Regions from separate parts of the Homo sapiens genome. Here region 2 is linked to region 1. The links are chromatin contacts, found by Hi-C or POLR2A ChIA-PET in ENCODE. All regions are on one chromosome and are shown on one strand. The core of a region is the stretch at or near the end of the contact, and the rest is flanking DNA. Distances in the headings are between cores, read along the strand shown. Region 1 overlaps LTBP2 (latent transforming growth factor beta binding protein 2). Region 2 has its middle 30 kb from the start of LTBP2.

What was found. Hi-C counts contacts between places; a loop is a spot of excess contacts on that map. ChIA-PET counts read pairs that join two places held with the same protein, here RNA polymerase II (POLR2A). Pooled maps may share reads with other maps.
Region 2: POLR2A ChIA-PET joins it to region 1 with 12 read pairs in WTC11. The contact joins two enhancer-like sites. A Hi-C loop is called at or near these places in 4 of 168 maps with a recorded cell type or tissue (CD14-positive monocyte, astrocyte of the cerebellum, heart right ventricle and 1 more) and 3 of 50 pooled maps. POLR2A ChIA-PET finds 5 or more read pairs at or near these places in 10 of 52 experiments (AG04450, B cell, BJ and 7 more).

Annotation. Positions count from the first base shown.
Region 1 is chr14:74,593,348-74,597,955 of GRCh38, forward strand. All of the region lies in intron 2 of LTBP2 (latent transforming growth factor beta binding protein 2), which reads right to left. Among named protein-coding and RNA genes, the nearest start is that of LTBP2, 17 kb to the right of the region's middle. Within about 2 kb of position 1,769, at least 16 of the 41 ENCODE cell types and tissues checked have a DNase peak (open chromatin) inside an H3K27ac peak, as active enhancers do.
Region 2 is chr14:74,639,946-74,644,157 of GRCh38, forward strand. No RefSeq gene overlaps it. Among named protein-coding and RNA genes, the nearest start is that of LTBP2, 30 kb to the left of the region's middle. Within about 2 kb of position 2,231, at least 2 of the 41 ENCODE cell types and tissues checked have a DNase peak (open chromatin) inside an H3K27ac peak, as active enhancers do.

The DNA.
Region 1 (4,608 bases), core at 519-3,018:
GGGCAGGAGGATTGGTTTGGTTTGACCCCAGCTCTGCTACATCTCAGCTGCATGACCTTGGACACATGTCATCTCGCTGAGATGTCTCCACCAGTGTGCCAGTGGCCTCGTCCACGATATGGGGCTGATAATTCTTGCTTCAAAGAGCTGTTGTGAGTGTCAGCTGAGCACCTGGACGTGGGTGTACTTTGTACTCTCTAAAGCTGTGCTGTTCAAGAGAGTCTCACACTGTAGCCACGAACTGTATGTGGTTATTTAAATTTAAATGGATTCAGATTAAATAAAATTTAAAATTCAGTTCCTTCAGTCTCACAAGCCATATTTCAAGTGCTCGATACCCACATGTGGCTCAGGGCTACCACACTGGACAGCAAGATATAGAACATTTCCATCATCACAGGAAGTTCCACTGGCCAGCACAGCAAAGCCTAAAACAACAACAAAACTAACCACTCCCCCAGAGGCCAGATGGCCTCTGAGCTTCTTGGCTATGACCCTTTCCCCAGGAAAGGGCAATGTCAACTCAGGCCCTCAGGATAAAAATCCAATCTAGCTTATAGGGCTGTTGTGAGGATTAAAAATGAACAATATGAAGCGCTTAGAATGGTACCTGGCGCACAGTAAGAGCTATCACGTTCATATCATTCATCCCCAAAACCAACTCTATATAGATTGTTATGCCCATTTTATGGACGAGGCCCTGTGGCTAGAAAAGGCCCAGTCACTTGCCCCAGGACACAGAGCTGGGACTCAAACACGTCTCCAGGGATCAAGCCCTGGTTACAGAGATAAACAACCAAGGGCCATGGTGCTGGGTGGGGACTGCTTTCTAGGTGTCAAATATAGCCAGGCCCCTCCCCACTGCCACCCTACCCCCCGGGCAAGGCGTTTGTCATCGGCTCTCTCTCCTGGGCCCCAGAGACACCTTTGCCCTCCATCTATGACCCGTTAGATAGAGGAGGCACCAACTTCAGGGTGGGCCCCTTTAGCCTCTCCCTTCCTCAGTGGCTTCCAGTGCCACCCGCTCTGGTCTGGGGGAAGAACTTCAACTCCAGACTCTGGGCCCAGCCCCCCATTCCTGAAGCTCAGCTGCTTCCCAGGTTAAACCTCCATTTTCCCTAAAATCTGTGCCAGTGGGATGCTAAGACCCTATCCACTGAGCCACCCGATCCCCTCCTCAGGCCGGGGCCCTGTCCCCTTTCACAGCTAGAGGCCTTCGCAGACGGGACAGTTTGCACCTCATCCACAGTATTTACCTCAGACACCCCTGGGCATCCAACTTGGGACCCTCACCTGGAGACCTCAGTTTGTCCCTGGAATCTGCTTACTGGGGGGTCCACCTGTGGCCCTGAGCTGTTTCTCCACAACCTTGACTTTTGGTTTCCACAGGAAGGAGAGGGACCCTGATGTCAGAGATCCCCTAGCCCAGGGAATCCCTGTCTGGCTCACACCCACACTCGGAATCCACCCTCGGAATCCACCTCAGAATCGCTCTCTCCACTCTCAAGCTCTGCCCAGGGGCTGTGTCTCCCAGGCCCTGACTGAGGACCCGAGCCCCCAGGCTGTGGGAGAAGTCAGGGCCTCAGGGGCTCACCCAGCTCCCACACAGCTGTGCCAGGACCATGGCTCAGGACGGCTGGAAACTGCACTGGGGCTCAGGGGCCGGCCAAGTGCCCAGCTCCAAAATAGCAGTTGTGTTCGCATAAAACCTCCTAATGAGAGAAAGATGCCGTTCTTGGCCCCTCACTTGCTCTCTGCAGACGCTGTCTGGCAGACCAAGCGGGCCTCTACCGTTTGGGTTTGGCGGCTGGAGGGGAGGAAGGGGAGGTGTGAGTCAGACCTTGGCCCCCAGCCCTTCAGCATGGACCGCCCTGTTAATTGCATTAACAAATGCTGCAACACTGGGCCAGGTCAGGGCTGGGGAGCCGCGGGGCCAGGGGCTGGGGCAGAGAGCAGCCCCAATCCCACCGGCTCCAGCAGGCATGAGGAGGAAGACTCTGGGCCCAGCTCATGGCCCAGGGCTGAGAGGCCTAGGCTCCTCTCCAGCTGCTGCCCCAAAGCAGAGAAGAGTTGTCTGTCCATCCCCACAGTCCCAAGGCTTGTCTGGGAGGAAGCCTCAGTGCCAGAGGGGCCCCAGAGGTGAGACAGGCTGGGAGGGGTCCCTGGGGATGAGTCTTTTCCAGAGAAGCAGCTTCCAGGGGAGACAGTTCTAGGCTGGAGTGGAGCCAGCCATCCTCCCACAGCAGCACCAGCCCCGCGCCCAGGCCCAGGATGGTCGGGAAGGATGAGAACACCACCCCAAACACTGACAAATCAGAGAGGCCAGGGCAGGGGCATGAAGGACAGTTTGGCCCTGCAGTCGGAGACCCATGTTTGAGTTCTGACTGTGGGATCTCACCTGGGGCCAGTTTCATCACCTCTGTGAGCCTCAGTGTTCTTCTCTAGAAAACAGTAATGCATTCAAACGCACGATTTGCCAGGATGGCAAACAAGAGAGACTGTCCTTTTGGGGCTTACAATTTAGTCAGAGGGACTGTCACTCAATAGGTAAACAAAGAAGTGGAGCAGGATGGGCGTGGTTGCTCATGCCTGTAATCCCAGTACTTTGGGAGTCCGAGGCGGGTGGATCACCTGAGGTCAGGTGTTCAAGACCAGTCTGGCCAACATGATGAAACGTCTCTACAAAAATACAAAAATTAGTCAAAACGTCTCTATAAAAATACAAAAATTAGTCAGGCGTGGTAGCACACACCTGTAATCCCAGCTACTTGAGAGGCTGAGGGAGGAGAACTGCTTGAACCTGGGAGGCCGAGATTACAGTGAGCCGAGATTGCGCCACTGCACTCCAGCCTGGGTGACAGAGCCAGATGCTGTTTCAAAAATAAATAAATAAATAAATAAATAAATAAATAAATAAAAATTAAAAACAAAGAAGTGGAGCAGAACTTGGTACGTGAGGGATGGAGGAGACAGTCGAGGGCCCAAGATCCAGAAGAACAAGGCCGGTGGGGGCCACTCAAGCAAGAGTGGCCAGGGCAGCCCCTCTGAGGAGGACACCTCAAAACAGAGACTGGGTAGATGACAAGGGCCAGCCGCACAGAGAGATGACGGGGAGCAGACACAGAGGCAGCAGCATGTGCACCAGCCTAGAGGCCAGTGGCCCAGGCTGCACTCAGGGAGCTGGGTGAGTGTGGAGATGCCGCTGCAGGAAGTTTCAGGTGGGATGTGTTGAGGGCGGCAGGGAGAGCGGGCAGCAGGCTGTGGTATCACCCAGGAGAGCTGTGACAGGGCCCTGGCCCAGAGAGGCAGCAGGGAAGCAGGCAGGTCCACGAGGGACTGAGGAAGTAAAACAAACAGGGCTTGGTAATGGGTTGATGTCAAAGCCTGAGTGAGAGGAAGGTGTCCCTGTAGCCCCTGGGTGGCTGGCTCGAGCAGTCAAGTCGATGGGGGTGCCAGTTAACAGAGTGAGTAAGACCTGCACGGGGGAGTTAGCTCAGAGGAAGGGAAGTCACGAGTTCATTTTAGACAAGTTGGGATGAGGATGTCTGGGAGACATCAAGCGCAGATGTTGAGCAGGCAGCAGATGTGAAAGACTGAAGGTCAGACAAGAGGCCTGGCAGAGGATTCATGTGAATTTGGGCGTCATTGGCCCGGAGATGATGTTTACATCCATGAGAAGGCAGCAGATTGTTCCGGGAGCAATGCAAAAACAAAATAGAAGACCCCAGACTAAGTCCTGGGAAACCCACAGTTTAGTAGTGAGCAGAGGAGAAGCAGCAGCCAGGGACACAGGAGGGGACCAGGACAGAGAACACCATGAGGGTTTGAAGGAAGATGGCAGCATTTGGCACATCCAGGCAGAGTGAGCCCCGGGCATTACTGTTAGTATTGCATGTCAATTGTCGGGCACAGTGCCTGCTGGCACTCAATACCCAGGGGCAGTTCATGCTCCGCTTGGCTCCTATGGCCTCCCTCTTTGGGGTGAGGGATTTGGAAGGTCTGGGGAAAGTCCTGGGGAAGCCCAACATTAAGACGTCAGGTAGAGAGGGAGAAGCCAGTGAAGGAGACTGAGAAGAGGCAGCTGGGGATGGAGGGAGGAAACTGCCAGCCACCCATGCCATCATTTCCCCACTCAGCTCTTTGATAAACAGGTCCCAAGCATGTACAAAGGACACAGGTGTGGAGAGAGGGCCAGGCACTCCACTGGTGTCAGCAGGACACAGCACCTGGCTTCAGGAAGCTCCCAGTCAAGGACATCTCCTAATCACCTCGTTGGACAAAGAGCCTCAGGGTAACCTGCTCCCCAGGAAGATCTCCCCAGGAAGGGTACCCCCATGCAGGGGTAAGAAATGGACAGGGTCTCTTGATGAGAGTGCACCCTACATATCAGCTGGGTTCCACTGAGGTCATATAATTATTACCCTTCGCCACCTCCCACCTTCCTCTCCACCACTCCCTGCCAACTTCAGAGTCCCCACTGGCTGGTTCATCCGGAGATGAGACTTTCCTGGCTCCTGGTTCCTGGCTCCTGGTGGGTGCTAACCAGTCAGTGAAGATGAAAATCCTACCCTTGCCCTTACTCCTTTTCCTAAGGCTTGTTAAGCATTT
Region 2 (4,212 bases), core at 981-3,480, 47 kb after region 1:
AACAAAAAACCAAAACAAAACAACAACAACAACAAACAAACAGAAAAAATACCAAATTACCCTCATAACATGCTACAATTTCCACACTATTTCACTGGTTAACTGATGGTTCTTCAAGCCCAGAGATAATGTGAGTAAGCCCGTAACCCAGTGCCTGGCAAGAGATGCGTTGTTGCTGCAATTATCATTAAGAGACCTCTTCCTGTGTTCACATCAGCAAGTCATCCCTGATACCCTTGGAATAAAGCAGTATGAAATTAAGTACTAATTGAATGGTTGATATCAATAGCTATTGATAAGTAATATTTATTAAGCAGCTACTGCATGCCAGATTTTAGTCTATATAGCTTTACACGCATTATCTCTTTTAATCTTTATAACAACCCCATGAGATAGGAATTATTGTTACTCCCTCTGTTTTAAAGACAATGAAACTAAGGCCTGGAAGTACTAAATAATTTGCTTATGGTCACACAACACCCAGATGGCGGGAGTGGGATTTGAACCCAGACAGCTAAGTTCAGAACCTGCACCAGTAACCTCTTTCCTCTCCTGCCTCCCGTGATGGGTTTGACAATAGGATACAGAGGGTCAAAGAAAGAAGATGTCCTTGTGTGCTGGGGGAGTTGGGGGAAGCTTCCTGGAGGGAATGGGCTCTACTGGACTTGAAAGAAGGACAAGAGAAGTGAAGCAAAACAGACATCAATTTTAGGCTGGAAGATGATCCTGAAGTCTCATGGGACCCAAAAATGGGACATCAGGAGAGCTCTCATCTTTGGAACATGAGGGATTGCTTATCCTCTGAAGCAGTGTCATTTGGCCAACTTGTCAGTCCAAGGAAGGACTCAGAGCTTATCAGGAACCTGTGGGGTCTGCACTGGGTCTGTAGCATCAAAATAGAGGAGGAGGACAGCAACAGATCTCCTGGGAGGCCCTGGGGATAGGGCCAGGATTAGATCAACTCCCTGCCATCTCCATACTGATCACAGGATTTGCTTAGAGGAAGTTGTGTTTGGTTTGCTGTGACCATGGCAGGGTTGCCCCAGCAGGTATGGATGCAGAGGGGCTCAAGGACCCACAAGTCTGTAGGAGTTCACAGAAATCTTAGAGAGAAGCTTCAACTTCACTTAAGCCACAAAAATATTGGGGGCTGGGGAAGAATTAAATTCCAGGCTAGGTAGGCTCCCAGCTGACACCATGTTAGAGTCTTCCCGCCCACCACCCGCCAAAGGCATGTCTGGGAGGGCCAAATGAGACATACCTGGCACGTGGCAAGTGCCCTTAAAGGTTCAGCAACTGGCTGGGCGTGGTGGCTCACACCTGTAATCCCAGCACTTTGGGAGGCTGAGGCAGGCACATCACCTGAGGTTACCTGAGTTTGAGACCAGCCTGGCCAACATAATGAAACCCCGTCTTTACTAAAAATACAAAATTTAGCTGGGTGTGGTGGTGCATGCCTGTAATACCAGCTGCTTGGTGGGAGGCTGAGGTGGGAAAATCACTTGAATTCGGGAGGTAGAGGTTGCAGTGAACCGAGATTGCACCACTGCACTCCAGCCTGGGCGACAGAGCAAGACTCTGCCAAAAAAAAAAAAAAAAAAAAAAAAAAAGATTCAGCAACCTTCTCCAGGCCCCATCTTTCAGAGCTCACTTGCTTGGCTGTGGATTACAAATCTGTCAACCAGACTCCCAGATGCCACCTGCTACCTGTTTGTGAACACGCACATCTTCCTGCACAGTCCCCTGTGTGAATATGTGTTACAAACCTTTCCAGGAAGCAGAGTTAAACTGAGAAGATTCTATCTGTTCGGGTCCCAGCGGCCCACAGTATGGCCTCCCTGGACTTAAAGTCTAGAATGACTTTGCATGGATTGAGATGCTATGAGGGTGGAGTGTTATGAGAGCTTGCCAAGCTGAGACTGGCTGGGGAGGGGACATCACAGGTACTCTTAGGAGGCCTGAGAATCCGAACAAAACGGTATCACTAGGCAGAATGTGGCCGAAGCTACTAGTTGGGTGCTGAGCATAGTTCGGCAATTTTGTGAGCATATTTGTAAGAACATATATGTTTATCAGTAGAAATAATGCACTGTCTGGGTTGACTGGCTCTGTTTGTGTACATTCTTGGATCCCAGAGAGCCCTGGGGAGCAATACATCACACAAGCATTTCTCGCCTGAGAGCTGGTCAGAGGGATCATTCCAGGGAAAGCTGGGCTGGTGTTGACCAGCTGAGGTCTGAGAGAGAACATGTGTGCACCCCAAGGCCAGGCCTGGCTCTCATAAGCACTGGTGGAATTTCTGAGTGCATCAGTTACTCTGCACCTGTCCCTTTACACTTAGCCCCAGCCTGGCCTGGCCCGGCCCAGCAAGTCTGCAGCCAGAGGTAGCCTGGAAAGAACTGGCCAACGCTTTCGAGAACCAGGCTGAGGCCAGAAGGCACGCAAAGCCTGAAGGATTCCTCTCTGCTCAGGATCCCATGTGAGAAGTCTGGGGCTCCTGTCACGTATGTTCTCAGCTGTCACCGCACAGCTCACTTTCTTTTATCATGGCCACGTGTGTGCATGTTTTGCTCTCCTACTGCACTTCAAGCCATTGTTACTCAATGTGTGGTCCGTGGGCCCATAGCATCAGCGTCAACCAGGAGCTTGTTAGAAACACAGAATCTCGGGGCCCATCACAGACATATCAGATCACAATCTGTATATTAACAAGAACCCCAGTGATTTGAATGCACATTAAAGTTTGAGAAACACTGCTACTTGAAAGCAGGAGTGAACCTTGTCACGGTGATCTTTGTACAACTAAGCTTTTGTATCCCAGATGCTTGGTGGTAATTAGGTGCTCAATAAATACATGTTTTAACATTTCATTTTGAAATAATTATAGACTTAGAGAAGAGTTGCAAAAATAGTACAGTGATGTATGTGAACCACTAATACTAACAGCTTACATAACCAGAGTACAATTACCAAATTAACATGGGAAATTAACATAGGTATCATTAACCAAACTACAGGGCCTTTTCTAATTTCCTCTGTTTTCCCCATGTCCCTTTTCTGCTCTCAGATTGCTCAGGGTATTTAGTTGTTGGGTCTCCTTAGTCTCCTCTAATCTATGGCAGCTCTCTAGTCTATCCTTGTCTTTCATGACCTTGACTCTTTTAATGAGTACCCCTCAGTTATTTTGTAGTCTATCTTTCAACTTGGGTATGTCTGCTGTCTTCTTGTGATTAGATTGAGGTTATACACAGAATAGAGGTGATGCTGTGACCTCAAGGCATCGTCTCAGGGGATACGTAATGTCAACACATCTTATTCCTGGTGATGTTAATCTTGATCTCTTAGTTAAGCTCATATATGCCGGATTTCTCCACTGTTTCTCCACTCTAAAATTACTACTATACTTCCCTCTTTAGTTAATAAGTATATTGGGGAAGATAATTTGAGACTGTGCAAATATCCTGATTCTCCCACTGATTTGAGTGGCCATCACTGGTGGATCTTATCAACAACTTTGTTTTTGTTTTTGATTTTTGTTCCTGGCCGACAATTATTACTATTGTGTCTGCATAGTGGTGATTCTGTATTTCCCTCCTTTCTTCTATATTTATTAATTGAAATTCTTCTGCCAAGAAGAGTTGTTACTTCTTCCCCATTTTTTTAATTCAATTGCTTATTTCAGTAGGGGCTCTCGGGTATTTATTGTATCCCAGGGGTTATAATTCAATGTTATCATTATTTTATGTTCTTGCTTAAACCGTTCCAGCCACTGGGAGCTCCTACAAGTTGGCTGTTGTGTCCTTTCAACATGCCCATCTTTTTCCGAGTACTTCCTTATTCCCTGGTACCACAAGATGTTTCAGACTCATCTTGTTCCATATAGTTTGAATGAATGAATGGGAGAATGAAAAAATAGGCTGTATGTATAAACTCAGCCTTCCTGTGATTCCCCAACTAAGAAGCTGTATTTAATTCAATTCTCAGCTGGGAGGAAGAACGCATGTTCAGATGCCCCATAGAATCACTCACCTCCAGCTGGACATGGTGGCTCACACCTGTAATCCCAGCAGTTTGAGAGGCTGAGGCTGGTGGATCACCTGAGGTCAGGAGTTCAAGACCGGCCTTGCCAACATAGTGAAACCCCATCTCTACTAAAAATAAATAAATAAATAAATAAATAAATAAATAAATAAATAAATAGCTGGGTGTGGT